Regions from separate parts of the Homo sapiens genome. Here all the other regions are linked to region 1. The links are chromatin loops, found by intact Hi-C in ENCODE. Cell type or tissue: endothelial cell of umbilical vein. All regions are shown on one strand. Region 1 has its middle 56 kb from the start of MIR148A. Region 2 overlaps SKAP2 (src kinase associated phosphoprotein 2). Region 3 overlaps LOC105375199 (a long non-coding RNA gene). Region 4 overlaps SNX10 (sorting nexin 10).

Region 1 (8,000 bases):
TATAACCAGCTTCCTCACTTATCAGTGACTGTCTGGTGGGACATCTGACAGACGTGCAGGAGGCAGGACAGCCTTTGGCTGTCAGAGGACAGTGTGGAGAGGAGCATGGTGGCATTCCTCCAGGCATTACTCTTAGGCATTCTGGGATCTCCAGCAACACTGGCCTCTGCCCACGGAATATCTTCATTGCCCACTCAATTTTATGATGACAAAAACGTCAGTCCAAATTTCCAAAACACCATAGGGTTGATACCCACACCCCTCTGAGAAGCTCTGCCCGTGCCCCAAGCTCCTTCGGTGCATGGACCTCCTTGTATCTACAGTCCTGACGCAGTCCTCTGGCTGCAGGTGGTGAGCCCTCGACCCATGCTGATGAGTGGGGGAAGGAAGGAACAAACAAGCAACAGGAAGACGTTGTACAAAGAATTAAACGACACCAAACTTACTCATAAAACCCTCCAGAGACCAGGATTTTAGTCCCAGCACCCAGTACTAGGTTGGCATGGGAATGAAGTCAAACTCATTCAGTCTCTCATTGTTTCCATGTTTGTATAAAAATGAATATTTTTATATTTATGTATAAAGAGGAATGAATTAATTTACTTCCTAAAAATACATAAACACATACACACATATATATTCAAACAATGCTAAAACCTGAAAACAGCACATAGTATTAACTAATTACAGCTATATACAATTTCTGTCAATACACTGAAAAATTTTGATGTGAATTTAGAGATGCAGAGAAGTTGTTGTTTTTGAGATTTTTAAACCTTTAAAACTGAATACAGGATAATTTTTCTTTACTGCAGAGAATAAACATGGAAACCACTATTTGTCTTTCCCGTGCTACAGAACAGCGAACCAGAATCTGAAAGACATTTTTCATCCATAAAGTCAATAATCAATACCACCTAAAAACAGGAGTTGAGTTTGTGCTAAGGGTGTTAAGTAGGTTGCCTTGTTTAGTCCTCAGGACTCTGCAAACAAAGCATCTCATCCCTATTCTGCAGATGAGCAAATGCAGGCGCAGAGAAGTTGGTGATGAAACTGAAACCCTAATCCAGGTCTTTCTGACTCAGAGGCCAGTTCTGTCAACCACTACTTTGTCCTCCCACTTGGCTAGAATGAGGACACTAATGCCCCTAATTCAACTGTACGTTACAAAACAAGTTTTCAGTCCCAGAATCACAGTATTATGGGAAATATTTGGGTTCCTTTACCATTTTTTAGTTCTGTCATCACCAAAGCAAGAAGATGTTGGCAGAGCTGTCCCCAGCCATTCTCCTTGTCCTTCATTTGATGGCTATTTTCTAGCACCTTCCATGCACATGAACCATGGTGACAAGGTTCACATGGGCTGTCAGCAGGACACAGTCCTGCCTTTGTGGAGCTAGAAGAAGGAGCAGACATTAATCGTATAATCATATAAAAATATACATAACCAGATGCTATAAGATGGTTTGGAGTTGCCATGAGATTATATGCAGGGGCCTGGCTTGATCTCGAGCTTTTATGATGTGAATCATTTTCCCTTTAATAAAAGTCAAGTATCATTTACAAGGCACTTGCAATGTGCCAGCCCCTCTGCCAATCACATCCTATACACCTTCTCCAATCCTGGAAAGTAGTTTCATCATGCCCAGTTCACTGGGGAAAACACTGAGGCTTCAAGAGGTCAGGAAACCCGCCCAAAGTTGGCAGTGGGCAAGCCAGCCTTTCAGGGAGGTCTTGCCAAGTGCCGAAGCTCCAGTCTCTTCTCTGCTCTGCACTCCTGCCTGCAAGGGTCTTCATAAACGTTGGTGACTATTGTCACAAAGCGAGAAGAATTTGAGACATGCACTGTCCTTCCACTGAGAATCTGTGGTCAACCTCAGCTGGCTCCCCTCCAACCCATGTTCTCTGGGCTACTGGGCTGCACGTATCCCTCTCTGGCCTAAACCCTGCAGAGCACTCCAGGCTCTTGTTATAAAACTGTTTGGCTCAGTAGAGCATGTTGGGGACCCTCTCTAGGTTGACCTCTCCTCCCCTCCATATCCCTGCTCCAAAGAAGTGCTCTGCTGGCCCTTCCTGTGTCTGTGATGCCCTGCATCTCTTGCCCACCTGGCTGACTCCTATCTTCCAAGGTCATGTCCTCCAGGGAGGCCTCCCCTGATTCCTTCAATCTCACAGGCTCCTTCCTGCATGCTCTCTTTCCAGCGCAGCCTGCATCCCCTGGACTGCAAATGGCGGGTGTTGCCAACATGTCCCCCTCCTGGGCCTGGAGCTCCTGAGGGTCAGGGATTCCACCCAGGCCAGGCCTAAGCCCAGTCCCTGGTGCTCAGAGCCACCCATTAAATACCTACAAATTGAATTAAATTGACTTTCATCTTCACAGAAGGTGGTGAAAGAAGACCCTTCTTTTTTCATAGCACTTTACCATGTTGGCTGCAGCATTTAGAGTTAAGCCAGATTCATTAACAAATACTAACAATCTAAAACTCTCAGTGATTGCCTTACACCATTTTCACTTGCCAAATATGTATAATTTGACTAGTTTCCCCTTCCTCAAAATATGAACATCCTTATGGAATAAATTTCAACACTTTTTTAACATAAAAAATACTGTCTTTTAGAATATTTTAATTTTATTCATAATCTTTATTCTATTTCATAGACTAGCTCACATGTCTTTTATTTAACTGAATGGGTATCAAGAAAAAATAAAGAATGGTTCAGTTATTACATGTGATAATTAATTTCTGAAATTAAAAAATGTCCTCTGTCCAATTGATTTGCAAAGAATAGCTTAATGGACAAAAGAAACTGCATAATATGCCTTCTGGAAAAAAAGCCAATAATTTTTTGGAGCTAAAAGGCTTCTTTTCAAGATAATGATTCGTTTCAATTTTTAAATCTTATACCAGGGTTAATATAAAATTATTTTTACATTGTGCTGGTAACCCATTTGAAAAAAGGCCTGAAAGAAAGTAGTCCCAGCTTCCTGCGTCCCCCACTTCCCCTCCAAATCAGCCAGGGCCCCAAAGTCCCGGACTCAAATAAATCAAGATTATGCTAATAACTAGAGCTAGGTGCAATGGCAGACTTTGACAATTCCAGGCAAAAGACACCAGAGGGCACTACAGGACCACGTTTTGTAATTTCAGGCGCCATTTTACCCTTGGATTTGAACAATAATTTCTTAAAAAACTGTTAACCTTCTGAGATCCGTATGTGGATTTATTTATTGCTTTCAATATCTTATCGCCACTAAGCTTAACTAGCTAGGCTTGGAAGGTTATTTTAAAGGACAATGCCCTAAAAAGGCAGACACAATTGGGCTTCCTCTTTATTTTACCTTCCTATAGAATGTCGGCATGTGTATGAGCGTGTATGAGCGTGTGTGTGTGTGTGTGTGTGTGTGTGTGTGTGTGTGTGTGTGTTTAGCAAACATTTATGATTGAAGAAACCATTCAGGGAATCCAAAAACTAAAATGCAGGATTCCACTGCCTCCCCTCCACCCACCCCGCAAAAAAAAAAAAAAAAAAGTGACGTTTCAGGCCAAAAAATTGTTTTCGTTGTTATTACTTCTGTAACTGTCTTCAATCACCTATTAATTTAACCAGCAAATATTTATTGAAGCCCCTAATGTGCCAGTCCCTGGGCACACCATGATACCTGAGCCACATCTCACCCTGCAGGGTCTCACCCATGATGAGAAGGCAGTTCTCTTTACTCCTGTCAGCCAGATTTAGTCTTAGAGCATCAATATCCATAAGTGAAAAGTGACACTTCAGCTTAGATTATTTCTCTTTTCACTGCCCTTCAGAAAAATTTTTTTTTTTTTCAGAAGAAAATAGGATTTTAAAATCACTGCTTTCTAGATGTGACCATCTCAGCCTGAGCAAGAAGGATCAAAACTCTCTTGCTGGAACTGCCTTCTCAGTGACTGAATTTTTATGAATCAAATAAAATGGTTGCTTGTGGGTTTGGGGAATGCTTTTTTTCCTTCCAAAGTCCCATATTGATTAGAATGAACTACATCGAAATTTAACAAGTGACAGAAGAAAGTGCCACCACTCTTGGCGTCTAATGAAGCTGTTGGGCAGTGCTGCCATCCAGAGTGGGGGAAATGGGACACAGGAAGTCTGTTTCCTCCTCCCCCAACAATACTCCCAGCCCCATTGGTTTGTACAAACAAACATGTGAGACCACGTGGTAACATAGACAAGTTACATTCCTTACCTCAGGTAATACCCACAAGATAGCCCCATTTACCAGCTGAGCAAACTGAGGCTAAAGGTTACTTCTTTGCCCAAGGTCACACTGCCAATATCCAAACCCAAGTCTGTCCACCTCCAAAGATCATGTGCCTTCTGCTACCCAGTGTAAATAACCCAAAAGAACTCAAAGACTGTTTTCTTTGAAGATAGGTGAGGCAGACACTGCTGTGTGCTTGCCCCGAGCCATCCTATCTGCTTCCTGTGCACACAGCTGGACTACATTTCCCAGCTCCCCTTGGGGGAAGGTTGGCCCTGAGAGTGGCGTCTAGCTAGTGGAATGTGAGTGGCAGTGAGGCCTGCCCACCTCCTGCACAGTCCTTCATTCTCTCTCTCTACCTGTCACAGCCAGATGCAGAGTACTCAGCAGCAAACATTAAGGCCCTTAGGGATGGTGGGGCCACAGAATGAAAGGTGCCTGGGTCCCTGAATCACTGCATGGAAGCTGTCCAAGAAACGCTTTCAGTGGTCCAAGAGCAAGAAATAACTTGTTTTGTGTTAAGCCACTGTGACACGGGGTTGCTTGTTAAACAGTTAGCCTTTGATACATAATACACAAGGAAAGAAAATGGCTTCTGTGAAGGTGTCCATTTGCCCACCAGGGGACTTGCCTAGTTCTGTGGTGGTGAATTTGTTCACAATTTCCCTGGGCGTCAGGAAAAGAAGACATTGAGCTAAGTGATCTCTAAGGTCTTTCCCCGACCTGAGAAAAGCCTGTGGTTCTGTGGTTCCCCTCTCTCACCCGCCGGATCCCGTCTCCCACCACTCATATCTGCAGGGGCCAGCTAAGTTACCTGGACCAGGAGGGACTTAGCCCAAACTCCTACCCACCCAGGAGTCTTCCTTCCCACATAACACCTTCCCTGTACTCTGCTGGGCAGCTATACACAGATATGCCCCCTCGGCAGTGGCAGCAATATGTAAGATGCCCCGGCAGGAGGACGGGGGGCTTCACATGGCCTTGTGCCACCTGTCCCAACTTTCCCTGCCCCCTGTGTAGCCTGTGTGGGAAGATGAGCACCTTCCTCCAAGAAAAAGGCTGGGTATAGACCAAGACCTGGAAAACTGCTGGGTATCCGAAGAGTGAATATGAGGAATTCTGCTCTTTGAAAGCACTGCTTCTTCGACTGATGTCACTAACATCCATGAAATATCATCCTTAAGCTATTTTAAGTCTACCTCCAGTGACTCATGGGATCTCCTTTTCTGTCACTGAACGTGATGTGCTCAAAATGAAGATAATGTTAATATAGGGAAAAGCAGAACTGAGAGTTTTAATGACACAGACTCCTGGCCAGATCAGGAAAGGAGGGTGTAGTTCGCGGCATTTGTGATTCCGGCTGGGTCTCCGGTGCGGAAATGAAACTCGCCCCCTGCTGGCCCGCCCCGGCGCTTTCAGAGGGAAGGGGAGCCAGGACGCCCGCGGGGATGGCTGCCCAGCTGCGAGTCACACACGAGCGTCGCCCACGCCCGGCGCCCCCGCACTGCCCATGATAGGGACCTACTGAATTGGATACTAGTGGTGTTTCTGGAAAAATCAGGGAGGATTGAGACCTGGGTTTTCGAGTGACAAATTGGTGATGCAGATGAAAAATGCAGGACCCAGTTGCATATGGTGGCAGTCTTTGGCTGCCTGGAGAGAAAGAGAGAGAGAGACCGCGCGCTCACTATCAATATGATTAACTATTATAGTGCGCAGTGTTTGGGGCTATCCATTCCTTTTCCTCCTTCTTCTATCACAGATTCCTCCCTCTCTGATTTCAGAAGGAGGAGTTAGGGAGGGTCGGGTAAGTGCCTGACCTAGGCCACTCAGCATCCCCCTTCCTCCACCAGAGTCCTTGGCCAACTAAAAACCATTCCTGGGAATCTTCTGCGGAACCCTGCCCCTCTACCCTCCAGCCTGCCAAGCCTTTTTTCTGTCCCCTGCAAACTAAAGAATCCTGACTACCAAAGCTATTGATGGTTCCCACAATATGTATTGTTTGAATCCACTAGCACCTGACACAACCCAAATTATGAATTACCATAATTACCAAGGGTAAAACCCAAGGTTAATGATGAAACAAATTAGTGCACAGTTAAAAAATATAAAAGTGTTCTATAACTACTACAAAATGAGATAAGGTTAATTAAAGTAATTTTCAAAATATTAACAGAACCATAGTTCCAGCAAGTATAGGAACATTATCAGCGCATTTGCATCATTAAAGGATTTAAACAATTTATAGAGCCATAGATAGAACACTTACATTTGTGAAGGTCAAAAAAAGGATAAACTATTTAGCTTTATTTTTGTAAGCCTATTTCGTTTTCTACATACTGTGGCATTATTATATCTAAGAGTTAAACTGCTCTAAGTATTATTTGTAGATATCTATTTATGAAAGAGGTTATCTTGCTTATAGGAAAAATAATGGATTAAGCTTAACCATTCACAAATGGACAGTTATTTGTAGGTACTTAAACGTGAAGATCTATCAGAGCATGGTAATTTGTCATTTTTTAGTGCTTATTTGACTGTCTATAAGAGCACAGTTGAGTACAAAATGACGATGTTTCTGTAGTGCCACTGCTAGTTTGATTGATAATGAGAAGATACAGCTACCATTTTTAATTTTTAAAATGCAAGATTATTCTGGAGTAAATTAACCTAATCACACAGAGCAAGTAAATTAATGTCAGTTCCTTACTTAATTGCAAAAATAATATTAACCCAAAGAATCTAAATCCACTTCTGACACATATTCAATTTTTATAATGTTACATAGACAGTTTTTCTGGATTATATGTAATGGTTTCCAGCATTAGCTTCTCTGCTAATTGGAAACGTTGGGCATGGGAGCATACATATTCCAGTGGTGTTGAAGAAGGTTGCTTCCAGAATTGATCTAGCTATATTACAATTCGGGCACCATCAAAGAACCATTGGGTATTTTTCATGGCAAGCCTGCCATAAACTCACCCAGTGAGAACTTCTCAGGGCTTTCATTCTCCTGGCGTAAGTGGGTTTTTTCCAAAGCAGACCAACAGCTCTCACTTGAGAACTCAAGTTTTCCAGCTCTCATTTCCCCAGTCTGCCCCAAGCGAGTCAAACAGTGTCAGTACTGTCTCCCGCAGCACCTTGAGGGCTGGTGCCTGTGTTTTCCCGAAATGAGGGTAGACGTGGTTCATGCAGACTGGAGGAGAGTCCCTGAACTCACAAAATGTCTCCTCGGCCTTAATGCTTTCCAAGTTGGGAGATTTATGTTGCAACCTTGAGAAGGGCAGAGTAAATACAGAGCCTGCCAGCTATTTGTTTTCCTGTTGATGAATTCCCCAAATTCAGACTGGAAGCCCTCCAAGAACTGAAGTCTCTTCAAAAGGCAAAGTGTTAACCCTGAATCCTTCAGCTGCTTTTGCCACGTCTTTCTCCCCCACCCAGAAAGCTCCAAAGTATCTCTGAGGTTGTGTTCGCTGTATATGAAGCTCTCCGATGACTCTTCCTTTTTATCACACAAAACAAGCCAGGGCCAAAGACCACGGAGGAAGAAACCAGCTTACCACATGGTGCAGGGATCTTGCAAGAGCTTCTCCTAGTGAGGCTCCCTAGAGCCTCACTCCTACACATTCAGTATAGCTTTCTTTAGTCATGAAAGTGATTCCACTACCTAGTCAAACTTTGCTAGCTTGAAATATTTGCCACATGCTCTATTGCAATTGTGGTTTTCATCTTTAAATCATACATCCTTAATCTTCTC
Region 2 (8,000 bases), 770 kb after region 1:
TGGAGGAGGTGGGAAGGATGGGAAAAGGTCCTTAGAAAAGGGTCAGTTTGGCTTGGTGTCCTCTCTGGACTCTGCTGCTTTGATTGACTTCCTATTTTCATCTGGACTGGAACGTCAAGTGTTCCTGCATAAAAGTTTCGTCTCCATTGCGGATCAGCTGCTTTGGATCTGATATGATAACCATGGTATGCTTTCCTGACTAGTGAGCCAAATTCAGCTATCCAATTGTCAATTATTGGATGATTCTTTTCACATGCTTCAGATTATTTTCTAGAAATGGTGACCTCATCAGTGGTCAACAAGCATTTGTTGTGTGCCTATTATATGCAAAGAATCCAAATAAGCATTTGGTTTTAATTCATCACAGTACTGCGCAGCAGAACAGTGTTCAATTCAGGGCAAGGAGGCTGGTGTGAGGCTTGGTTAGGTAACTCACTACCCTAAGGCTTTGGGGACAAATTATTCAGCCTGTTTCCTAATCGGGAAAATGGTAATGAATAACAGAACTTACTTCATAGGGTTGTTATAAGAATTGAATGAAAAGTGCACAGCATGACAAATAGTAAACACTCAGTAAATGTTAGCTATTACTATTACTAGTCTGACTTAAACTGTTATCATCACATTTGATGTGATAAAGAACACAAGGTTTTCTAAATAGACTCCCATGGGAGCTGGGAGGGGAGGGTAGTAGATGAGAATCTGCTTATTTGTTGGAATTTTCTCCTCCACGAAAGCAGCTGTCTTTAACCAGCATACACTAGTGTCATTAATTTTCTCCTTTGAGAGTACCTGTGTGACACTTTCCTCAAACAAGAAGTAAATTGCAGTTCAAGCTACAAAATGGCACCTGCTTTTACTCTAGCAGGAGTGATATTTTTATATTAGAAAGTTGAGGCCAATAAACAGAAAACAGACAAGGGCTGTGCTATATTGCCTCTCCGAGTAATGGATAACAAAAAAGAAAACTGAAAAGAAAAAAAAAAAAAAAAAAGAGGAGAGAAACCTAGGGAAACACCTTCCAAAGTTCCAGCATTAAGAAAGGTACTTAAGAGATGGGCTTTGGGAGCAGTTTCTATATTCACGCCTTTGCACATAGTCAAGTGTTTTGGCTTGCTCAACTTCCAGCCCCTCTCTCAACACTGAAGACCTAAACTGAGCAGTGGTATGACTAAGGCGACTTTCTGCATTTACAGTTCCTTTCATTTTGGGGACTCAAAGCACTCAAGTTAACATAATCATACAACTTTAAATAAACAGGGAGTAAAAGTTAACAAAAAGGACAAAAGCTAAATTATGATTAGATTTGGCAGCAACTGTGAAACTTCCCACTTACTTGCACAAATTTTTGATCTGCCCAAGGCGACAGCTAGAATGCTTTCAAGATCAGATGCAGGAAAGGCTTCTCTGATATTACGCAAGTGGAATGCAGGGCAGCAGTGATTTGAGATGTTTCACTGGAAAGTGAAAGTAGATCACTTGCCCCAAGCTGCCCGAGGAGGCACCTGTGCCTCTTATTTGAGGTCACAACACTGAACACAAGGGAAGAAAGGAAGGAAACATCTAAGGACAATGTACCACAACTCAACTTTCTTATTATTCACAATCTCACTCAATTCTGTTATAACAATAAAATCCAATCTACTTGTTGATAGTATTATGGGATATACTAACTGTATAAAGGCATTTTCTCTACCAGGTTTACTAGTCAAGCTCTTTTCTTCTTAAATCTCATGTCTTGAGATATTGTGGGGTGCCAAATCAGTTAATTAACAAATATTTACTGGATCCACACCATATAATGTGTACCATGCTGGCAATAAATAATATGTTTGTGTATAAGTAATGGTAGAACAGATTCTACTAGCAGAAACAAGAAAAAGCCCCTCAAACATAGCATTAATGAAATGTCATTCCATGCTACTGTGATCATATGATTTTTAAAGTATTTATCTCATCATAAAATAGTATGCTATCAGAGGTTCTAACAGATATTCTGGAAGAACTCAACTATAAAGCAGTAGGCGTATAATAAACTGGCTAAAGCTGAGATGTCTAGAAATCTCTTGTTCCCAATCCAGAGTATAAACTGTTGTGCATTTGAGTATATATTAAACTTGTATAATAATATTTTAACAATGTAGTACTTATTGTTTCTCTGTATTTTTGAATACTAAGTATATTACTATAAATAAGATCATATTCATCAAATGTTTTTATTTTATATATATATACAGTGTACACACACACACACACACACAAAGTATTCTTTCAACCTTTGAGTGAAGCTGTGTTTTCCATGGCTTGATCATGTTTTGATCTCCACTCTTCACCACCTCTTTCTTTACCATGTGGATTGCTTTCAATAGTCATGAACCTACTGAACTCAAGAGAAGCAAAAGTGATCTCTATATGGTGTGTGTCTATAACTCCAACAAATGAAATACAAATGACTGATTTATCTGAAATTTAGAACTTTAAAAATTCTCACAATGCTTCACTCAGTCTCACTGATGAAGTTCAAGCTCTTAAACAACATGTATATTAGGGTTAATTTTCTTCTAATGGCTGAACTGCAAATCTGAATTCATAATATCTAACTCAGTTCTATTTTAAATTATGACCCTGGATAGTACCAGTCTATGAATAAGTAGCAAGTAGTAGAGTGCAGAAATTACATGAAATTATATAAAAAGTAGAAATCATAAGAACTAAGAGTGAGCCTTTGTACACATTTAAGAAACAGTTGAATGGATGCCCTACTCTTTGTGCAAGGCTATATTCAAAGTGGTTGTGTAATGATAGCAAAAAGTGAAACAAAACAAAACATGAAACAAAAACGAAACCCCATATATATGGATTTCACCTACACATGGTTGAAAAGTGATTTCTTTTTCCCATGGTCCTATAATACTTTATGTAATTATCTGTAATTAAATTAGCACACAGTAAAAATAATCAGCTTCCAATAAAATAAAGTATTCAAAACAATTGCTGGACTAAATGACATTCTTTTTCTATGAAAGAAAGTGTCATATGCAGCAAAGTGGCAAAAATAGAACGGAGTGAGCTGTGTTAAGTGTAAATCCTAAAGCAATGAAAGTCATTTGTATTATCCTTACTTCTTTGAATAAATTCAGATGACAGCCCTATTTCATTTCTTCATTCAGTTTGGCGGCCAGATGGCATTAGAATCATTTACTTCACCTTGTTGTGCTTAATTACTACAATCAACACACTATTTTCCAAATTAATCATAACAAAGTAATTTCATTAGTAACACAGCAGGCTGTTGAATTATTAGCATCATAACAGTTTGCAAACAATTAAACTTTATTTGAACCTTAAAAATTTGCAGAGTGGAACATTATTGTAAGATCTAATGGCAATAGAGTACAAATTCAGTACAGAGCAAATAATCAAGCAAAATGCTATATAAAATATGACTTACAATCACCTTTGAAAAAAATTAGCTCTCTAACTGTTCACAGAAAAACAAATAAAAGCTAAGCAAACATAATGAGACCATAGCAATTAGCATATTTTCTAACAAGCCATGTTGTTTAAATTTATATTAATGATATTATTATGATCTTGAAGAGTATGTGATATATTGTCAAGGGTGTAAAGAAAACTCTCCCTGGTTTGTATACAAATGATTTCATCAAATGAATATAAAGCAGTCATGAATTGAAAGTAATGATTATTTGTCCTGTCACTCCAGTTTTAAGTCTTTTCTTTCCTTTCTTATGTCTCCCACCTATATTCAAGTTTTAAAAGAACAAAGGCCGGTGGAGATCTGAACAGAAATAACACCTTATTTCTGTATTGTCACTGTTCACGAGACTATCTGGCTTGGAACTGTTGGTCATCAGTTGGCAAAGGACTCCCTCTCCTGGATTAACTGTAAAAGGAGGCAGAAATCTAGATGCTTTCCATCATGGGCGAGTTTGTGCCATGGGGGAAGGGTTTCAAGAGGTTTTGTCTGCAATGAAAAGCTGCTGCCATCTACTGGCCTAGGACTAAAAACTTCTTTTCAACCCAAAGCACAAACCCAAATCCACAAAGGCTACATTGTCATGGGAAACAACGGCTTTTGCTTTTCAGCTGCTCAAGTTTTGAAAACCAGTCCACTAAAGTCGTCTTTGGTTGTCTAACTTTTGCCAAGATAATTTCAGTCTATTTCAATGGCACTATATGAGGAAAAGGTAAGAACTGCACAAATGTAACTTCTGAAAACTTTAACTTCACAATGTCTCTCTATATAAACTTGTTTACTCACAATCCCTAAAATCAAATTTCTTTTTTTTTTTCACATTTGAGATTGGATGATCATGATATTGAGGGGGTAATGGTAAAGCAGACCCTCTCAAACACTGCTTATAAACAGTTTTACACAAATAATGGAGATTTTAAAATATTACCAGCTCAGATACATGTTTAGAATCTTTATAAAGCAAAGATATTGAAAAGTTCCATAAAGATAATACCTGATAGGTAATGATTCAATATTAGGAGTTTATGTGTAGTCCAAATAATTATCTAACCAGCAATGCATTTTGACATATGTTAAGGCTACATTGGTATCTCATAGGTATTTTAAACACCTCTGATTTCAAATATACATGAAAAGGTAATTATATGATTCTACAAATCTTGCTCAGGCAGCACAGAGTATAACTCAAATGTCAGGCTAACACTACCTTTCTACTCACCTGTTGGTACATGCTACCACTGGGATTTCTACACTCTCCTCTGCAAACCCTTCCTTTCTTTTCAGTGCTCTGAGAAGTATATAGAAAAGCCTCAAATCTGCTGTTCTGCAGTGGGATGTAAATAGTATAGCAATAAGGCAAGATAAGAGAGTGCTTGGTTATGCCTTTTTACTTTGAGAATACACTGAGATTCTGTTTTTTTTTTTTTTTTTTTCTGAGATGGAGTCTCACTCTGTCGCCCAGGCTGGAGTGCAGTGGCGCGATCTTGGCTCACTGCAACCTCTGCCTACCTTGTTCAAGCAATTCTCGTGCCTTGGCCTCCCAAGTAGCTGGGACTGCAGGTGAACATTACCACACTTGGCTAATTTTTAGTAGAGACAGGGTTTCACCATGTTGGCCTGGCTGGGAGATTCTTTATACCATTTTGTTAGTGGTAGGGTGGTATTTCTTAGGAATTTTTTGTTTCATTAAATTTAAACAAAAGTACAGTAGAAAATGTTGCCAGGCCCATCATCGCACCAGGATATTTGTACGGTAAAATGCTTTGCATGAGTCATACTTCTGGTACGCACTTCTGTTGCAGGTGACAGCACACTGCCATTTGCAACTTCATCATTTTTTCTTTCTTGCGGCTGTACTTAATAGGAATTAAATGTGTGAAAATAAATAATAACAATAAAGTTATCTATAAAGTTTGAACATTCTTTAGCATTCTTTGTTTAGCAACCACATTCTTCAGCATCTACCAAAAAAAACTCGCATGATACACTAAATTTAAAATGCTATGAAATTATACATTACTCTCTAAAAATAATTGATGTCCAATGATTAAGAAACATTACAAATCACACCAGAAGTAGCAATAGTAGCATACTATGCTATAGTAGACTATATGTTACGTATAAAATAGTGATGAATTCTTCACACAAATCAAATGGGTAAATAAAAACTATAATTATTTCTTTGCAAAATAGCAACAGGTATAACTTAACTGGTTGCATCTAATTTACATTAATATCCTTCATTTAATTTCACATCAGAGGAATATTTTAATGAGCGACTGCATAAAATAACAGTCAAAGATAAGTAATGTTTAATAAAACAAGGAGAGGTTAGGAGCTGTCACTCGTGCTTTCATGACGCTTCTAAATCCAAAGCATTTGCAGACAAGCAGAAGAATTTTCCTTTTCTGCAGGAGAAAGGGAAAGCTGCATTTTAATTTTTGATTCAGCTGAAACTTGATTTTTCCTGCTTAAAAAAATTACACTTTTAGCCAAGGAAAAATGTATTTTTACTCAACATTTTGTCAATTCAACTCTTCAGAAAGGCCATAAAAAGTGGTATTTTACTGAAAAGGAGGAAGTTTGGGAAAACAGCTGGTTACTATCAAAAGAACTTTCTCTAAATAATCTATTCATTTCCAAAGTAAATTCCATAAAGTTTTTATTTTAAAAATTCTTATTTTAAAAATTAAACCAGATCAAACAAAACAAAAAAGATTTCGGGGCACAATCTTTGTGTTATCAGAAAACTCTAAAGACTTTTAAAAAGGCAAAGACTCATAACGAAGAGACCAAGAGAACATATGAGCTATTACAGAATATTGGATTAAAATGTACTTACCCAGGACTCTCAAATATCATACATCTCCATTATGTAGGCTTTAGGCACCAAGCCAATGGCTCCCTTCATTTCTCCTACCCACCAGCCATATCTATTGTATTCCTAATTGAAAACAATATGCAATATTAACCTTTAGACTGGTGTAAGTACAATGTCGTTTGTATGCAACTTCTTAGAAATGTTATTTCTATTTATAAAGTTAAAAGAGCTTGAGCTGCAAATGTAAACATTTTCATCTTTTTGTTTCTGGACACTTTAAAATGCTGTTAGGCAACGATTTAAATTAAGGTATAACACAAAGCCTGTTTATTATTGGGCACAGAACACAGAAACAATCACTCATGATGAAAACCTAGAAAATGAAACTACCTCAGGAAGCCTTCTCTCGGGGACACTCTCTCTCTCCACAGAGCCTGGGGATACCTTTCATGTGTAAGAGGCTATAGAAGGTTAAAGCCAGGATCCTTAAGCTATTATATTTGCCTTCAAGAAGCTTATCATCTAGCAAGGATAAAATAATTTTTTTTACAATAAACTACTTATTTCTTAAACTTATATGACCTAAAATGATTTAGAATGTTGATAGATGTGTGCCCCTTCTTAAGAAAATCTAATATACACACTTTAACAGATAAATTAGAGAATACGGAAACACTAATAATACCAAAAAACTGCTTAAAAAATAATTCACAAATAGGTTCCTTTAAAATAGTTTCCCTAAGGCATTTATTATTCCTTTATTATTGACCATAAACTACCTTAGATAAAGAATAGGTAGAAGGAATTTAAAGGTGCTGTTAGAGTCACCCTTATAGTGGAAGATCAATAGGAAATAAAAGTATCTCAAGGTATAAAGGCAAAATATTAATCTACCTCTAAAACAGAGTGGTCGATGAGTCACTTTTGCATTTACTTTGCAACTTGAGATAAACAAACCTATACCTCCTTTTCTCCCACTTTTTCCTCCTTTGACAGATACACCACTGCTTTAGGCATTGTGAATACTCCATAACCGGTCTCATATGTCTGCCAGATTGACTAATGTATTTTTATCTCAAATTTATTTATGTGTAGTGAGATACAAACAAAGTAAAATGAATTTCAAGTTTCAAGAATAATATCTTCCAAAAGCAATACTCTTCACAAGCATTGTAGTGCTCAAATTTAATTTTTCATATAAGATAAATTTTCAAAATCAATCCCAAAAGTAATTTAATAGGTTATGATTTTCCAGCATCTGAGTCATAGATAAATGTGCATATGTATATTGAGTTATATGTGGGGAGGGAATGTTAATACTAGTACAGACTTAATATTTGTATTGATTAGTATGCTATTGACCATCAGAAAGGAAAATTATGCAATTCTTTAATACAAATGTAGCATTACATTAGCGTGTATGTATTGATATGTAGTCTATCAATAGAGAGATTATAGGATAAAATCCATAGGCACTTTTTCAAACAGTGGGCAGTATCAGGATTAGGTTTATTGGAAGAACAAAGTGGAGGGGGAGAGGGGAGAAAAGACCACTCCTGCTATTGTTATTCTATTGAGGGCACAGCTCTGGCTTGTGAGGCAGTAAACTCAAGATTTTAAGTTTTAAACTTTTAAAGTTCATTGATAGTGTGAACTTAGTGGACGAAGCTGTATAAGGAACGA
Region 3 (8,000 bases), 200 kb after region 1:
ACTGGTCTCAAACTCCTGACCTCAAGTGATCCGCCTGCCTCGGCCTCCCAAAGTGCTGGGATTACAAGCGTGAGCCACCGTGCCTGGCCACTGGGCATATTTATGTGTGTGTGTGTGTGTGTGTGTGTGTGTGTGTGTGTGTGTGTGTGTGTATCTGTATATAGCTCAAGTCTCAGAGTAAAATGGAATTCTTAAACTAAGTCATGGTCCAGAAAGTTTTAAATCTGCTGCTCTAGAATATGTTACTCCCCAGAATATAGCAATCTAGTCCTGAAAAATCCAAGCGACTAGATCATGCCCAGGTTTGCAAATCACATATTCAAGGGAAACTGAACTTCATTCAGGAAGCCACACATGACGAAGGCTGACAATTGAAGGGAAAGGAGCCATTGGCGACTGAGGCCACTGAGGGAGTGCATGGGAACACCAGGCTTCAGGACTGAGCAACTGGGAGCAGGCACTGGCAACCCAGGCTAGACAAGCCAGAGCTAAATGGCATCTGCTGCCTCTTTCTGTGAAGCTGCTGTTCTGAGCCAACAGTCAATGGGGCCTCATCTAGCTCACGGGCAGCTGTAGTTGATTTGAGTTTGACACAGGTGGGCCAGCCTCTCCGGGCCTCCGACTTCAGTATGCTGGATACTTCACCTGGATACTTGTCAAACATCTGGGTTCCTGGTCCTGGCTCCAGAAATTCTGACTCAGTTGGGAAGGGGAGAGAAGGAGATGGTAGAGTTCACAACCAACCCACACTTGGAAATCACTGGAAAAAAACAAAGCATTCCATTTCCCTGATGGCAACTAGGGCAGTTTCCATCTCTCAGCAAGTATGTATTAGGCAAGCATATGGGACTAGGAGTGTGCTAGGCGCTGCCAGGAATGTTTTGGATTTTTTAAAAATATATCTTAGGGCCTTCTGTTAAGGAGCATATAAGTGAGCTGTGTGATATGCTTGCATGTGTGTAATTTAATTACGAAAGGGCAGGAAAATAGGGAAATAAAAGGGGGAGATGACAAATAGATAAAGGTACACACGTCCCTTTTTCTCTCATAACGTTTGGGGAGCAAAATCATGTTCTCTTCTATTCATCTAAAATAACAAAAAGGGTAGTGATGTGAATGAGGCCAGGGAGTTCCTCAGAGGCCCTTCCTTAAACAGAAGGTGATTAACTAATAGTCACAGAACAAGCATGTGGAGTGCAGGTCCAGACAAGCAGATCCCATATCCAGGCCTGCTGGGAACAAGAACAGAGAGAGGACCCATCTCTGCCTGGCTAATGTGTGACTTAAAGCATCGTTAGTTCTTTTGACAAATATTAAGATGGAGAACTGAACTTCAGCGCTCATTATGCAGCAGAGATTAAAGCCCAGATGTGGTCAATTATGTGCTCAAGGCCACACAGATGGAGCCAAGACTTGAACTTAAAGCCCCTTTGATGACCATATTTGACCTACACTGTTTTTTCAAGATATGAATAGCTAGCTGGCCACATATACAAAAATAAACAAAGCTAAGACCAGCACCTACAGTACAGTATTACCTGGAACATGGTAGGCACTCAATAAATATTTGTCAGATGAATTAATGTGCCATTTAAAAGATACACAATATTGGGTCAGACGGCTGTGAAAGCCTTCGTCCAGCACCTGATGGCTTCCCCACAAACATGCCTAATAATCAAACAAGCTGCACTGATCCCTTTTTTATGTTCCCAGAACAATAATAATAGCTAACACTGTTAAACACTTACTAGGGGCCAGACACTTGCTTTACACATGTTGACTTAATCTTTATAACAATCCTATGAAACAGGAACTATGATCATCACCATTTCACAGAAGAGGAAACTGAGGCACAGAGAGGTTAAAGCAGCACAGAGCCTTACTTCACAATGCTTATAAGAAAAATTCTAGGACAATTAAATTCTAACTGATGGGTGCAGCATGGGATTTATTATCCAAATAGGAATTTGGTTGTATTAAAGCAATAGGAATTAGCCTGTGGGAAAAATCATCCTAGGCTGTAGAATTAGAGAAAAGGTCACAGTGGAGGTGGGATTTAAGCTACTTCTGAAGATAGAGGCCAGACTGAAGGATAAGGGAAACGGCATAAACAAAGGCCTGGGGCCAAAATATAGAAGGTGTGCCCAGAGACCTTCTGCCTGGAATGGAAACTGTGCCTCAGGGATTAGCAAGACGTAAATTTGGATACTGTGGGGTAGAGTCGGAGTACAGAGGACTTAGACACAGGCTAGGGAGCTTGGTTGGTTGTTTAAGAAGCCTGTCTGGTTTCTTGACTAGGAAATAGCCCAACAAGAAGTGAACTTAAGGGGCATTAGCTTGGCCAACAGCCTGTAAGAACAGTGGGAGAGGGCAGCGGCTTGAAGGCCTGGAGACCAATATGGCAGAGGCTGCATTAATCCAGGCCTGGAGACAACAGAAATGGAGAAAAGACACAGCTGTGAGAATATGTTATTAAAAATTCAGTAGCCATGCTGAGTACCTCCTCTGGGCCAGGCCAGTTGGGGCTATGAGCTCACTAGTTGGGGCTATGAGGTAAGTGTACCTACAAGGTAACCTCGAGACCAAGCCTGTGAGCTTACCTCGCTGCATCCTCACCGCAAACCTGGGAGAAGGGGTGTTATTGTCCCCATCCTAAAGAAAAGAAAACCAAGGCCCCAACTTCACCCACCTATGCTTCCAATGACATAAACAGGCTCTGGCAATGCATTGGATGCCTCAATTTCTTATCAAGAATAGCTCCTTTTTGCTTCTTCAAAGCCATTTGAGGTCAGGGAGGTAGTTGGAGGTTGATATGGTTTGGCTGTGTCCCCACCCAAATCTCAACTTGAATTGTTTCTCCCAGAATTCCCACGTGTTGTGGGAGGGACCCAGGGGGAAGTAACTGAATCATGGGGGCTGGTCTTTCCTGTGCTGTTCTTGTGATAGTGAGTAAGTCTCATGAGATCTGATGGGTTTATCAGGGTTTCCGCTTTGGCTTCTTCCTCATTTTTCTCTTGCTGCCACCACGTAAAAAGTGACTTTCACCTCCACCACGATTCTGAGGCCTCCCCAGCCATGTGGAACTATAAGCACAATTAAACCTCTTTTTATTCCCAGTTTCAGGTGTGCCTTTATCAGCAGCGCAAAAACGAACTGATATAGAGGTGATGAATTCTGTTTGGTGTTTATTGTGTCTGAGCTAACAGAAGGACACGCTGGTTCAGGGAGTTGAGAATCCTAGCCAGCATTCTCACAGCATCATCTCTGAGATTAGAGGAGCCTGCCCAACTGAGAGATAGTGACTGTGGCTAGGAAGGCTCTGTGAGAAGGGAAGAAACTGGCCCTTATCGACCATCCTTGACCTTTGCATCTCAAATCTCATTTAATCCATATAAAATGGGTATTGCTTAGGCCCTTTGAAAGCTAACATGCTGGGCCGGGCACGGTGGCTCACGCCTGTAATCCCAGCACTTTGGGAGGCCGAGGCAGATCAGTTACCTGAGGTCAGGAGTTTGAGACCAGCCTGACCAACATGGCAAAACCCTGTCTCTACTGAAAATACAAAAATTAGCTGGGTGTTCCCCGTCTCTACTAAAAATACAAAAATTAGCCGGGCGTGGTGGCGCGCGCCTGTAGTCCCAGCTACACGGGAGGCTGAGGCAGGAGAATGGCGTGAACCCGAGAGGCGGAGCTTGCAGTGAGTCGAGATCGCACCACTGCACTCCAGCCTGGGCGACAGAGCGAAACTCCATCTCAAAAAAAAAAAAAAAAAAAATTAGCTGGGTGTTGTGGTGGGTGCCTGTAATCCCAGCTACTCGAGAGGCTGAGGCAGGAGAATCAGTTGAACCCGGGAGGCAGAGGTTGCAGTGAGCCGAGATTGTACCATTGCACTGCAGCCTGGGTGACAAAGCGAGACTCCATCTCAAGAAAAAAAAAAAATAACATGCTGAGCATTAAGTAGCTAGCCCACAGAGAAACTGGGCTAGACCCCAGCCAGACACTTCCTACCCGAGAAGCCATACACAGCAGGGTGCGGTTTGGCTCGTCTAGGAATAAGTGAGCCCTTCTCACGGAACTGCTCTTGAGTTGAGGGCCCTTTTGCCACAAGCTGTGGGTTGAAAGGTGTAGGCAAAAGTTCACCTTTTAATCCACAGCTTGGTGATCCTTTTCTGAAAGAATTCTGGCTCTTCAATGCAGGTATAGTCAAGAAAAGAAAGTAGTCAAGAAAAGTCTTACCAAAGCAACATAGCTTAGTAAATTGCATATGTACATTTTCTTCTCTTTTATGAACATTCTTATTCCATGATTAGACAACAGCTCTTTAAAAATCGAGACAGCAAAAACGGTGACAGATTTGTCCCTGTCTTGCAAATACGACCCTTTCAGGGGTCTTTGTAAGTTGTGGAAAAGTAAGTCTGCCAATCCACCAGCAGATGTCTCTGTTTTGCCTAAATGAATAGGGCTCCCTCTGTTCTCAGCCACTCCATTTCAGATCCAATTAAACAAAACCCTTTCTCCGATTGTCCCCAGAGATCCCAACATGCTTAAAAGCAAAGAATTTTCTTCCTCCTTAATTTTTAAAATGGAGAAATGTAATGGAATAGTTTCTCATTCTCCTAAAAATCAGCATTCAAGTCTCATATACCCATTTCTTGTAAATCTTATAAAACCAAGCTTATACTGGTAGTTGCCAGGGGCTGGAGGAAGAAAGGAATGGAGAGTTATTATTTAATGGATACGGAGTTTCCGTTTTATAAGATGAAAAGAGTAGAGATTGATGGTGGTGACAGTTGCACAATATTATAAATGTATTTACTACCACTAACCGTACACTAGAAATGGATAAGATGGTAAATTTTACGTTTGTGTATTTTATCACAATAAAAAAAAATTGAGGGAGAAAAAAGCCAACCTTATACCAAAGAATATATTACCCTCAACTTTAGTCCTTACTGTAAATTCCACTCATGAATTGGCAAAATTAGCTTAAGGAAAGTAGATTTCGATAAAAGTTTAAATTCTGTGCTCTCAAAGTAAAAGTTTATTAGTGGACCACCTTTTGTGAATAAATAAGTCCATCTTGAGTGGAGATGGAACATCTCCTTTTGGAAGATTTTGTGATAGAAGAGATGCTGAAAAAGAATTTAACCTCGTGATGGAAGTCATTTTTCATTTAAAGTATCTCTACCGTGTATGATCCAGAGGCTCTGTTACTTTCTTCCTGTTATGCCTTTTCCCCTCAATAACTCTAAATTTAAAAATTAAGTAGAAAATACTAATTAATATTTGCTGAGTTTTTTTCTCCCTAAGCAAATTAGAGCCCCGTTTTCAGTCAATCCATGTGACCCTTGAGAAATGCCTCCCCTGTGTCAAAGCATGCCTGGTCCTGTAGGAACCCTTTTCAGCCAGCAGGACCCTCAGGAGACAGGGAAACCTTCTTGTCTAGAACCTCCAAACAGGAAGTGCCAAAAACTAAAACCTTGCCCGAGGCAAAGTGTTCTTGTCAAGATTCAGGTTTCTATGGCCACACCTTTTTACATCCTGACCACTAAGCCAAACTCATCGATTTCTATTTCACACTCAAAAACACACGTACACATGAAAAGGAGCACTTTAGGAATAGACTGACCCTAAGAGAAATAAAACCTCAAGAACTTCCAGTAAATTTATTCAGAAGATCTCAATATTGCACTTAAAATTCTATTTCAGTTCAACGAATCAACTTACATTGAAAAATGCATTTTCAAATGGAGGGCACATTAGGGATCTCAGCCCAAACATAGCTTGGGTGTTTTTCCAGCTGAATGTTGGCCTGACTCTCATACTAACCTCTCCTGTGTATGAGAGAGAGCATCAGCCTTGATGCAGCATTGATCCAATTCTCCTGTGCTAAGCATGTCTCGATTTCACGTAATCACTGTATATCACTTTCCTTTGTATTCAGGGTAGAAGCTGCCATCGGTGTTATTTCCTTGCATAACCCCCTGTTCTAGCTCGAACTGTACTAATGAGTGACCAGAATTTACTGCCACGTTGGACAACAGGGCCAGCTATGCTTTAAATGTTTCTTTTCACCGAAATAACCAGAACGTGTCAATCAGCTAATATTATGCCACCAGTGGCATCTCATTAAAACCTCTTTTTTATTTTTAGCTAGATTCTGTCAGGTGAACACCATCCAACTATTCAAATGTTGCTCCCCTTACAGAAGCTTTCAGAGGAATTTGGAGCTGAAGTTGCCAGCAACAGAGAGGGCCACAGCTAACGCGATAGAGCTGCTCACAGTGTTAGACCAGGCCTATGAAAACTTTGCACCGCAGATCCTCCCCAGGTGTAATCTAGGTGGGAGAAAGGCCTTCTAGCTCTGTAGTTGTCCTATCAAAAAACAAAAGTTTCTCCATGGAAAGCTCCACTTGTGGCCAAAGAGAAGAGGAATTGGAGACCTGGCAGGGAGGAGCTGTCAGAGCCCAGGGGGAGAGTGTGAAGCCATGGTCCTGGTGGCCAGACAGGCCTGCTTAGAGCCTGGCTCTGTCACCTGTTACTATGTGGCCTTCAACAAGTCACTTAAACTCTTAGATCTCAGTTTCTTCATTTATCAAATGGCAAAAACAAAATCCATCATGCTGGTATAATGGGGATACTTTTCTACAAATAGTAAATGCATGCATTTTTTACTAAATATCTTGTATATATATGTGTATACAAATTATAAACTAACTATAGATTTTCACAGCAAACATACCCAGATTAAGAAACAATGTAACCAGCACCTCATTCCCTCCTAAGAGTAACACATCCTGACACTTAACAAGATAGACTAGTTTTGCCTCATTTTGAACTTGATCTAAATGGAATCTTACAGTATGTACTCCTTGTGTCTGGCTTTTTTTATCCAGCATGATATTTTCTCTAAGAAATATCCGTGTTGTTGTGAGAAGCAATAGATTATTCCTACTCATTGTTATACAATATTCCATTGTATGTCTTTTAAAAAATATATACCATTGTATATGTATATATATATACATTCCATTGTATGTTTTTTTAAAAATATATACCATGGTATATGTATATATATTCCATTGTATGTTTTTTTAAAAGTCTATTTAAACAATATTCCCTTCAGTCTACTTCCTCCAAGGCCAAGTACTGTGTTTTTTTGTTTTGTTGTGTGTATGTGTGGGTGTGTTGTTTGTTTGTTTGTTTTTGGAGTCTTGCTCTGTCGCCCAGGCTGGAGTGCAGTGGCACGATCTCGGGTCACTGCCACCTCTGCTTCCCAGGTTCAAGCCACTGCATTCCAGCCTGGGAGACAGAGTGACACTCCATCTCAAAAAAAAAAAAGGTAGATATTACTATGAGAGTTATTACCTTACCATCATCATTGTTACGACTACAATAACTCAGATAACCCAAAGCAGCTCTGTTCTCTTGGGCATATTAGGAGAGCACCTCCCAACATATTCTTAGGAGGATCTGTAGTTGCTTCCCCTAAAGGAGCAATTAAAGATGGCTGTGCTGATCCTACAGTTCTCCCCAGACCCCCTCTTCACCATTCCCCTGTCCTTCTCTGCCTTTCCTCCTCCACCTTTCTTTACCCATTCCCCCCAACTCCTCGCCTCAAAGCATCTTGGCTGTTTTCTTCTGGGAAATGTGGTAGTCTACAGCGAGACCACCTCAATTAAAGAAGAAACCAGAGGGCCTCCAAGAAAGGGGAGCCAAATGAAACGCTCTTTCCAAAAGCATGTATGTCTGTATGATCACAGCGGCTTCCAAAACACCCAAAACTGAAGAAAAAGTGATGCTTAAATTATGTTTGAGCGTTGATGATACCTGAAACTCAGAAAATCTTTAATCTTCCACAGCAAAAAATGAGCTTACTATGTATACTTGCTTAAAGTCCTCGCATATGTAGACTGATTATCCAACCTCCCTCTCGTTTCCATCATTGAGTATCATGAATTTGTATTTGAATTCCTTCTCTTTGTCTAAACTTTGAAGGT
Region 4 (8,000 bases), 470 kb after region 1:
ACTCCTGGGCTCAAGAGATCCTTCCAAAGTGCTGGGATTACAGGTGTGAGCCACCCTGCTTGGCCTGGTGCCTTTCTTATTTGTGTCCTAGGAAGCACCTTACCCAGAAGGGCCCATTGTTTCAGTTTAGAGAGATGAAGAAAGTAAGAAATGATCACTTTTTAAATTTGAAAAAAACCTGAACCAATTATTTAAGATTAAAAATTAAAAATCAGTTTTACAGTATACTTTGTCTTCAGATAACCAGTAAAACTATCCAGAAGTGCTCCCACCTCAGTGTTGCATTATTTTAAAAATTCCATTATGTGGCAAAAGTGTGTTCTAGATTTGCTCGTGGTGCCTGATTCATTAACTTTACTTCTTGTTTTTTAAAGGATTACAAGTACCACATTGGTTAAAGCTCATTTCAGTTTTGTTTTAGTGCAGTCGTTTTGTTCAGTTCTTTCCAGTCCTACTTGCAGTTCTGAAGAATATTTCTTTGTTTATGATGCCATTACAGGAATTTGTAAGTGTCTGGGTTCGAGATCCTAGGATTCAGAAGGAGGACTTCTGGCATTCTTACATTGACTATGAGATATGTATTCATGTAAGTATGTAGTCAGTAGAAATAGTAATTTTGAGGGACTTTTATGGGATACATTTTATGGGATAAAGTTGACACTTGTAAAAGTTTTTCTCATTCAAATAACTGAATTTGAATGATTACAACTAATGCTTTTATCTTACATGAACTAGTAAGATGGTTCCTAAAGTTGAAAAATTACTTATTTGAATCCCTTATTGTTCCTTTGTTAATATTAACATTTTAATGTTTATTGCCTTCACATGTGAAGATGTGCACGCATCTAAAATGCATGGGTAAAGAGTACTTATAGCTCATTAATGGCATTTCTTATGATCTGCTATAGCATATTTCTGGATAATATAATGCCTGATAACCTTCAAGTTTGAGAGGATATAGAGTTCTTTGGAAAAGAGATGTGTGGTGTTTTATATATAGAATCAGAAGGTGGGAAATGGATATGTGCAATTATTGTGATTAATTTATCTAGAATCTGAGTAATTAATGTAACGAGTAAGCAACTAGAAATGATGTGCCTTGCGTGGATGCTACTGTATCACAATCTCTTGAAAATGTTGTGTGGTGTGTGGCCTTCTGTGACCATCTTAAACAAGGGTAAGCAAACTTCTCTGTAAAGGTAGTAAATATCTTCAGTTTGTGGGCCATACAGTTTCTGTCGAGACTACTCATTTCTGCTGTTGCAGGTGAAAAGCAGCCACAGACAGTGCATAAATGAATGAGCATAATTGTATTCCAATAAAACTTTATGTGCAAAGACAGGTGTCAGACCAGATTTGGCCCTCAGGCTGTAGTTTATTGGCCCCGATTTTGAGGATAATACTCTTTGCATCTAAACCAGATGCATATCAGATGCAAACTAAATTAGTTCAACTGGGGAGCATAGCAATTGACCCAGATTGTATCCGTGACTTCATAGCACAAGTGAAGTAAAATTTAGCCATTATTTAATCTTCCCATTGTAAATAGCTAACTTGGTATATTGGACACCCAAACACCAGCTGTAGAACTTTTCTTTTTTTAAATTCTCCTTTCTTCTCTTTTTTCTTTGAAGTTTCCCCAACTTTGAAAATAAAAGAAAAACTCAGAACTGCTTTTTTGATTGTGTTGTAAAGCCATTCCAGGATATGCCATGTATTTTGATTCTGTTTTGGTTTTACTTATAAGCTCACACTAGAGTTGCATTCTGTGTGGAAAATTATGACTATATAAGAATAAGCATTTGAAGTAAAATGAAATAGTTTTAGTTGCCTTCTAACTTTCTGTAAAAAAATTGTGCGTCCTTATCACACACTTCATGATAGGCATGAAATTTAATTATTCCCAGGAATTAATGAAAGTATAGATTCTGCTCTGCTCTATAAATAGCCTGATGTAAATTCAGAAATCTCCATCTGGAGCCAGAAATGATGGGTTCCACAAATACTATTTGATGGTGTCCTGGCACTTTTCTGAAATGCTAATAAATTGACAATGGATAAGCCTTGGCTTGGTGGACAGCAAAAACAAGCAAATAGATTTATTAGAGGAACTTAATCAGTTAGTGATCTCAGTATCCTCTAATCTTGAAGAGACTTCCACCTGTCATACAATTAAAAGTGGATGGCAGAGCTAGGGAGTTCTGGTTGGCTTCTCTTAGTTGTTAACCCATAGAGCTTTGGAGGTAGAGAAGCTGGTCTTTAACTTGTTTAAATTAACCTCAAGGGAGATGATGTCACACAACTCTGGGATCTTAACATTTACTTGGAATTTTAAATTAGTAGACCCTAGAGCTGGGTAGCCATCATAAATACTCCCCTGAACCTGCCCTGCAAATGAAGGACTTATGGATCGACCTTAGTCTGGTGTAGGTACCAGGTGGATTTTTAGTTATTGACAACCATGGTGGTTGTGAGCAGAGAAATTAAAGGGAATTTAAATGGACCCAGCCTGTGTGTGAGATGTCAGGAATCCCTGTGGTGGTCTGGGATTCTTTAGGGAGAGGGTACCGGGAAGATAACCTGCTCAAGCCTTGTTAGGGGACTAGTTCTGGTATAACATGGTCTGCAAACCTAGTCCCCAAGGAGCACAGTAGAGTGAGGCCCTGGTGTGTTATAAGTCCACCCACAGGATGTTATTTGCCACAAACTCCTTCCAGCGGGTTTTGCTGCCATATCGTTAAAGATAATGGGATTTAGACCAGTGGCTACCTTGGGGATAAGCCTTTTAACCTGTCTACATTCTGAAGTTTTCTGAACTTTACAAAGCATAAGCATACCAGGAACCATGTCATATATTTCATGAGAACAGTTTGAGAGCTAATGCACATAATTACTTAGATTTCCCAAGGAAAACAATCGCTGGGCATATTAAGTGATAGAATAATAATTTTTGAAATAGTACTGATCTTGGGGGTAAAGAATTGTTTCTCATTTAGATTAGAAAATCGGATTTTGAAATACAGAGACTAGAGATACTCATATTTTCAAAAATCAGGAGAAACAAATATTTTGGTAGTCGCTTGTTTTACTCAAAGGAGAATATTTACTCTCGTCTTATGTTTACTCAAAGGAGAATATTTACTCTCGTCTTATGTTTACGCAAAGGAGAATATTTACTCTCGTCTTATGTTTACCCAAAGGAGAAGCATTGTGGCTGAGCTTAGCATGGGGACACCATCGGTGGCTTTTTCCAAGTCTGCCTTAGGATAGCTGGAAGGAAACCAACACTTAGTAACTAACAGTATTATTAATAGATAACATTGGTCAAGTGCTTATTATCAATCCTCACAACCACCCTGTGAATTAGATATATACTAGTTCATCCCATTTTAGTACTGAGGAAACTGAAGTTTGAGTGACTTGCCCTGTAGCAGAACCAGGACTGGAATTCCGGTCGGCCTGTCCTCTATGCCAGATGTTTATCCCCACGTACCACGGTCATTCTCTGGCTCGGACGGACACGCTCCCTCTCACATACAGTAGAGAAGGGAATGCTGTTCTCTAGGATTTCTGGTGATTTGTATGATCTGCAGGGTGGCCATGTCAAGGAGATGAAGATTTCTGCAATGTCTCATAAAGGGTCATGAGGAGGTGTCTCTAAGCCCCAAAGTTTCCTCCAGCTTACGTGGATGGTGGTAAAATGCAACGGATGAACCTGAGCTCCTACCTGTCATTTATATGTTAGGATTTATTTTTTATGATTTATTCTTGAAAGCAGTGCTCATAGGTGAGTAGGAGGCTCCTTCAGGATGCAGGGAGTGGCCAGGTCATACCTCACCCTGGGGCAACACTGCTTATTTCCATCATCCTGGCTGTCTTCAGGGCTGTTATGTTCCTGGGTTATGTGCAAGATTTCAGAGTACTGGCATAAATATAAATATATGTTTGGTGGTTTAAATCCTATTTAGAGTGAATGTTGAGATCATATTGTGAATTATAGATACAAGAAATGCATTTTTTTCCTCAGGTAAGACTCATTTTTCTACTTTCTCTGTACAGACTAATAGCATGTGTTTTACAATGAAAACATCCTGTGTACGAAGAAGATATAGAGAATTCGTGTGGCTGAGGCAGAGACTCCAAAGTAATGCGTTGCTGGTGTAAGTGATTTAGAGTATACTGTGGAGACTTTGTCATTATATTCAGTATTTAAAATTGACGTTCATTAAGATATATAAGATATGAAGGATTTTTATAGGCTTTTGCCTTGATTACAATATGTAGCTTTAGTTTCTTAGCTACTGCATCTGAATTTAAAATTTATCACTTAAATTTCACCAACTTTGATGGGTATAGGCCATGAAAGGCCTCAGAAATGTTTAAAGATGGGTTTTTCTTTAAGCTGACTTCCTGATACCCTTATTATATAACTATATAATGTATAATCATAATTATAGAATAACTGTGTGATAATAATCATCATACATAATTTGCCTTCACTTTGAGGGATTTCTGTAACAGAAGCACCTTGAGTTAATCATTTAAAAACATTGTTTTTTCTTTCTCCTAAGACAACTGCCAGAACTTCCATCTAAAAACCTGTTTTTCAACATGAACAATCGCCAGCACGTGGATCAGCGTCGCCAGGGTCTGGAAGATTTCCTCAGAAAGTGAGTGTCCAGAAACTTTTGTGGCCAGACAAGGGGTGTGAGCAAGTGCTTTACAAGAGCTGCATGGTGGTGTGGGGAAGAGTGTTCCTGTTTCTGAAATGCAAATAATCTGCACTAGAGCAAAACCCAGTGGCCCATTTCCTATATTAGAGCACCATCTTGTGGCTCACATCATCTCGTACATATTTGGGACCAAGTCTTCTAGAAAGAAAACAATGAACAAATTGAATTAAATATCTGGTCCTTTAAGCTGTCAAGCAGATCTAAATTACCTGGGCGTTTAGCTGACAAAAGTAAAAATTTGCCAGGAAACAAATATGCCTAATCATCAAAAGGCACTTCTTAAAAACTGTCTTTCTTTACAATGCTTAGAATTTACAGACCAAAATCAGCTCAGTAACGGGCTGCTAATATCCTTCTGGGTTCCTCTAATAGTTTAACGCTGATCTTTGAAGGGAATGTTTATAAAGGAGTATTTGGTGGCGTGTGAACAGTCTCAGTGAGTTATTAACTCTGGATTACTCTGTGATGGTGGGTATTGCCGTTAAAGCTGCCTGAGTTCACACTACCAGTGATTTCCCTCCCCCAATCCACTCTCTGGAATGCTGGAATACCCAGAATGCTAGAGGCCATATAGCACGCTGATTTACACCTAGACTCCGAGGCCAGGCTACCTGAGTTCAGATCCTCGCTCTGCCACTTACTAGCTGGGGGCTTGGGCAGATCATTTACCTCCTCTGCCTGTGTCTTCCCATCTATAAAATGGGGTAATCATAGTACCTACCTCATAGGGTTGTTGAGAAGATTAGACAAGTTAGTGACTGTAAAGCACTCATGACAGTGTCTGGCATGCAGTGTGTGCTATCTTCATGTTGGCTGTTATTATCTTAATGCACTTAGACATGAGACAGCTTTTGCTTTCCTAATTTCCAATTTTGTAGATAAGGAAATAGGCTGAGTCATATGACTACTAGTTACTGACAGGACCCAGTCTCCTGAACTGTTTCTTTTTCTAGTAGTTTCAGGATCTGAAGTCATCTCCTTTGGGGTTCACTAAATAGGACCTTAGAGCTAGCCTGAAATAAATATACTGCCTCCTCCCCATTTGGCTCTCTCATAAAGGGTTTGGATATTAAGTATGCACATTAATATTAATATTTATTTCTATTAGATTGACTTAGTGCCTTTTCTTTGAAGGTGTCCTAGAGGCATACAGAAAGATCCAAGATTATAAATTGAGGGAGAGTGGGCCAATGAAGAGAAGCCAGAGGAATAAACATGGCAAGAGACCAGAAGAACTGATTAGCAGAGCCAAGTCCTCCGAAAACATTTCATTGTATTTTTGGGGGGTATCACAGGCATGGCAGGACAGAGACCTGGCCAAGTTTTTCCTGCCCTTTCCCCTAGAGGAGGCCTCTGATTTTAATTGTTGTCTCTATGAGGCCCAGGTGGCTGATGGCCTCTCCCTTGAGATGTGGTCCCTGCCACACAATTCTACAGAATTGCCTGTCACTCTAGTGTAGGACATGTTGTCCTCGGGGAGCTGTGGCATCTTGTCTTCTGTAGGGAAGTCTTATTTCAGGTCAGAAGGCAGCACGTACCTCTGAATTATATTGCTGGTTAAGTGCAGGGTATGTGTTTTTGACCAGGAATTACTTCGTTGTTTTGAACACAACCTTTCTATCCACAGTTGATCTACCCAAATGAATGACCCTGTGAGTGTCATTCAGCCATAGTGGGGTTATGCTTGTGCCAGGTTATTTTTGCATAGTGCATGGTTTGACTGTTTGCTGGTTGTGTTTGATGCAGATGTCATAGTAGAAAGTGTCCTGGTTCAGGAACTCAAGGAGCCGGGTTCTAGGTCTCCCATAATCATGGTTCCTGGTTTTTTTTCTAGCTGCATGTGAGCCTTGGAACAGTCACTTCATTCCTTTTAAGCCTTTGTTTGCTATAGAGTGGGATAATAGTACCCACACATAGCCAACCTCACTGGGTGGTTGTGTCCTACAGATGAAAAGGACTTGAAAAAAACTCTAAAAACCATGCAGCGATCCTTCATTCAATAGATGTTTATTAAGTGAATGCTTTGGGCCAGGCTGCGTGCCACGGACATAGGACTGCACAGAATGAACAAGTCCTTGTCCTGACACTTCCTTCTAGGGGGAGCACTGTGTACACATCCAGGGCTACGGCTAGATTCATTAACACTGAATCTGGATTGTCATCCGATTGGATTGTCAAATCATGGAATTGGCAGGGGGTTCTCTTGTGATATCATTTGTTCCCCTGTGGTATGTGAACATTTGTCTACAAGTTAATATTTCACTTTAAAAATGAAAGCTGGTGCTTCCACACAGCCTAAACCTGAAGGAAGTGAGGAGTCAAATACCACAGGGCTGGCTTCAGGCCTGAACTGAGCTCTGCGGCCCCTGCTGACCCTCCCCAGCCTCCCTTCTGTGTCCCTCAGATCTGTGCTTGCCCGGGTTGTGTAAGGTAGTACCCTCCATGTCTTTGCCCCTGGTGCCCCCTCCCCTCACCCAACCAGGGTCCACTCTAGGGAACTGGATGTGATGTGTACCTTGGCACTGTGTCTTGGCCCCAGTTTGACATCCTCTGAGCCCCCACTGGTTACCTGTTAAGTAGGGCCAGCCATCAATAGCCTGTACCTTGTTTGTAGAGGAATTTTAGGAACCACAGCATTAAAACATGGAAACATGCTTGTATTGTAGGTTTTTCGCATGCATTTTTAAAGCCTGGTTTTCATGTGAGTTTTGAAGTTATGAACCAGAAGCACTAAATATGTTCAAACCTTTTGAAACCACAATGTCTTTGTATATGTGTATATATACCTATTTTTCTTTAAGGTCATTTGTGAAATGATACATATGTAATAAGAAAGTACTGATCTTTGTAGAGGAATTGGAAAATTGTTTCTTTGACTAGGTGCCAAATAAGAATAATTTCTACCATTTATCGAACACTTTCTACGTGTTTGGCATTTTACATGTTTTAGTCTCAGTACTAAAAATCTTAGGAGTTGGGTATTATCTCAGTTTTATAGATAAAGAAATTATAGGAAAGATGGACATACTATATGAATCCCAGAACCTGGCAAATTTAAAATTAGCAGTACTCTTAAATGCTGGCTAAATTTGGTATGATTGTGAGATTTTTCAAATATATTCATTTTTCTTCAGTCTTAACTATAATCTCCCTTTTGTATTCTTGCCCCTGAGTAATTATAAACTTAAAGTCCCTTCTAATAGTTATGAAAAGAAAGTTATAGGCTAAAAAATATAAACTCAGTAAGTCTCTAACTATGAAAAATGG

What was found. Peaks named below come from ENCODE experiments on the same cell type or tissue, not always from the same donor. Only the 100,000 strongest peaks of a DNase experiment are listed, where the experiment ranks them.
Region 2: it touches region 1 in a loop (12-fold over the local background); 78 of 110 quality-filtered maps call a loop at or near these places.
Region 3: it touches region 1 in a loop (6-fold over the local background); 4 of 110 quality-filtered maps call a loop at or near these places.
Region 4: a loop joins it to region 1, with 18 times the contacts of the local background. A loop is called at or near these places in 106 of 110 quality-filtered maps.

The regions. Positions count from the first base shown.
Region 1 is chr7:25,889,897-25,897,896 of GRCh38, forward strand. No RefSeq gene overlaps it. Among named protein-coding and RNA genes, the nearest start is that of MIR148A, 56 kb to the right of the region's middle. RefSeq lists enhancers at 3,091-3,170, 5,364-5,453. In endothelial cell of umbilical vein, CTCF peaks have their summits at 3,110 (motif pointing right) and 5,652 (motif pointing left); a DNase peak (open chromatin) is centred at 3,195; H3K4me3 peaks cover 324 bases; H3K27ac peaks cover 333 bases; H3K27me3 peaks cover 1,109 bases.
Region 2 is chr7:26,663,753-26,671,752 of GRCh38, forward strand. SKAP2 (src kinase associated phosphoprotein 2) reads right to left here. Exons shown (of 13, transcript NM_003930.5): 12 at 6,339-6,440; 13 at 3,316-5,904. The coding sequence ends at 6,348. Among named protein-coding and RNA genes, the nearest start is that of LINC02860, 30 kb to the left of the region's middle. In endothelial cell of umbilical vein, a CTCF peak has its summit at 3,932; DNase peaks (open chromatin) are centred at 1,449 and 3,929; H3K4me3 peaks cover 305 bases.
Region 3 is chr7:26,086,704-26,094,703 of GRCh38, forward strand. All of the region lies in intron 1 of LOC105375199 (a long non-coding RNA gene), which reads right to left. Among named protein-coding and RNA genes, the nearest start is that of NFE2L3, 61 kb to the right of the region's middle. In endothelial cell of umbilical vein, a CTCF peak has its summit at 4,436 (motif pointing right); a DNase peak (open chromatin) is centred at 4,438; H3K27me3 peaks cover 302 bases.
Region 4 is chr7:26,360,476-26,368,475 of GRCh38, forward strand. SNX10 (sorting nexin 10) reads left to right here. Exons shown (of 7, transcript NM_013322.3): 3 at 500-586; 4 at 4,060-4,160; 5 at 4,572-4,670. Among named protein-coding and RNA genes, the nearest start is that of LINC02981, 34 kb to the right of the region's middle. In endothelial cell of umbilical vein, a CTCF peak has its summit at 4,809 (motif pointing left); a DNase peak (open chromatin) is centred at 4,816; H3K27me3 peaks cover 752 bases.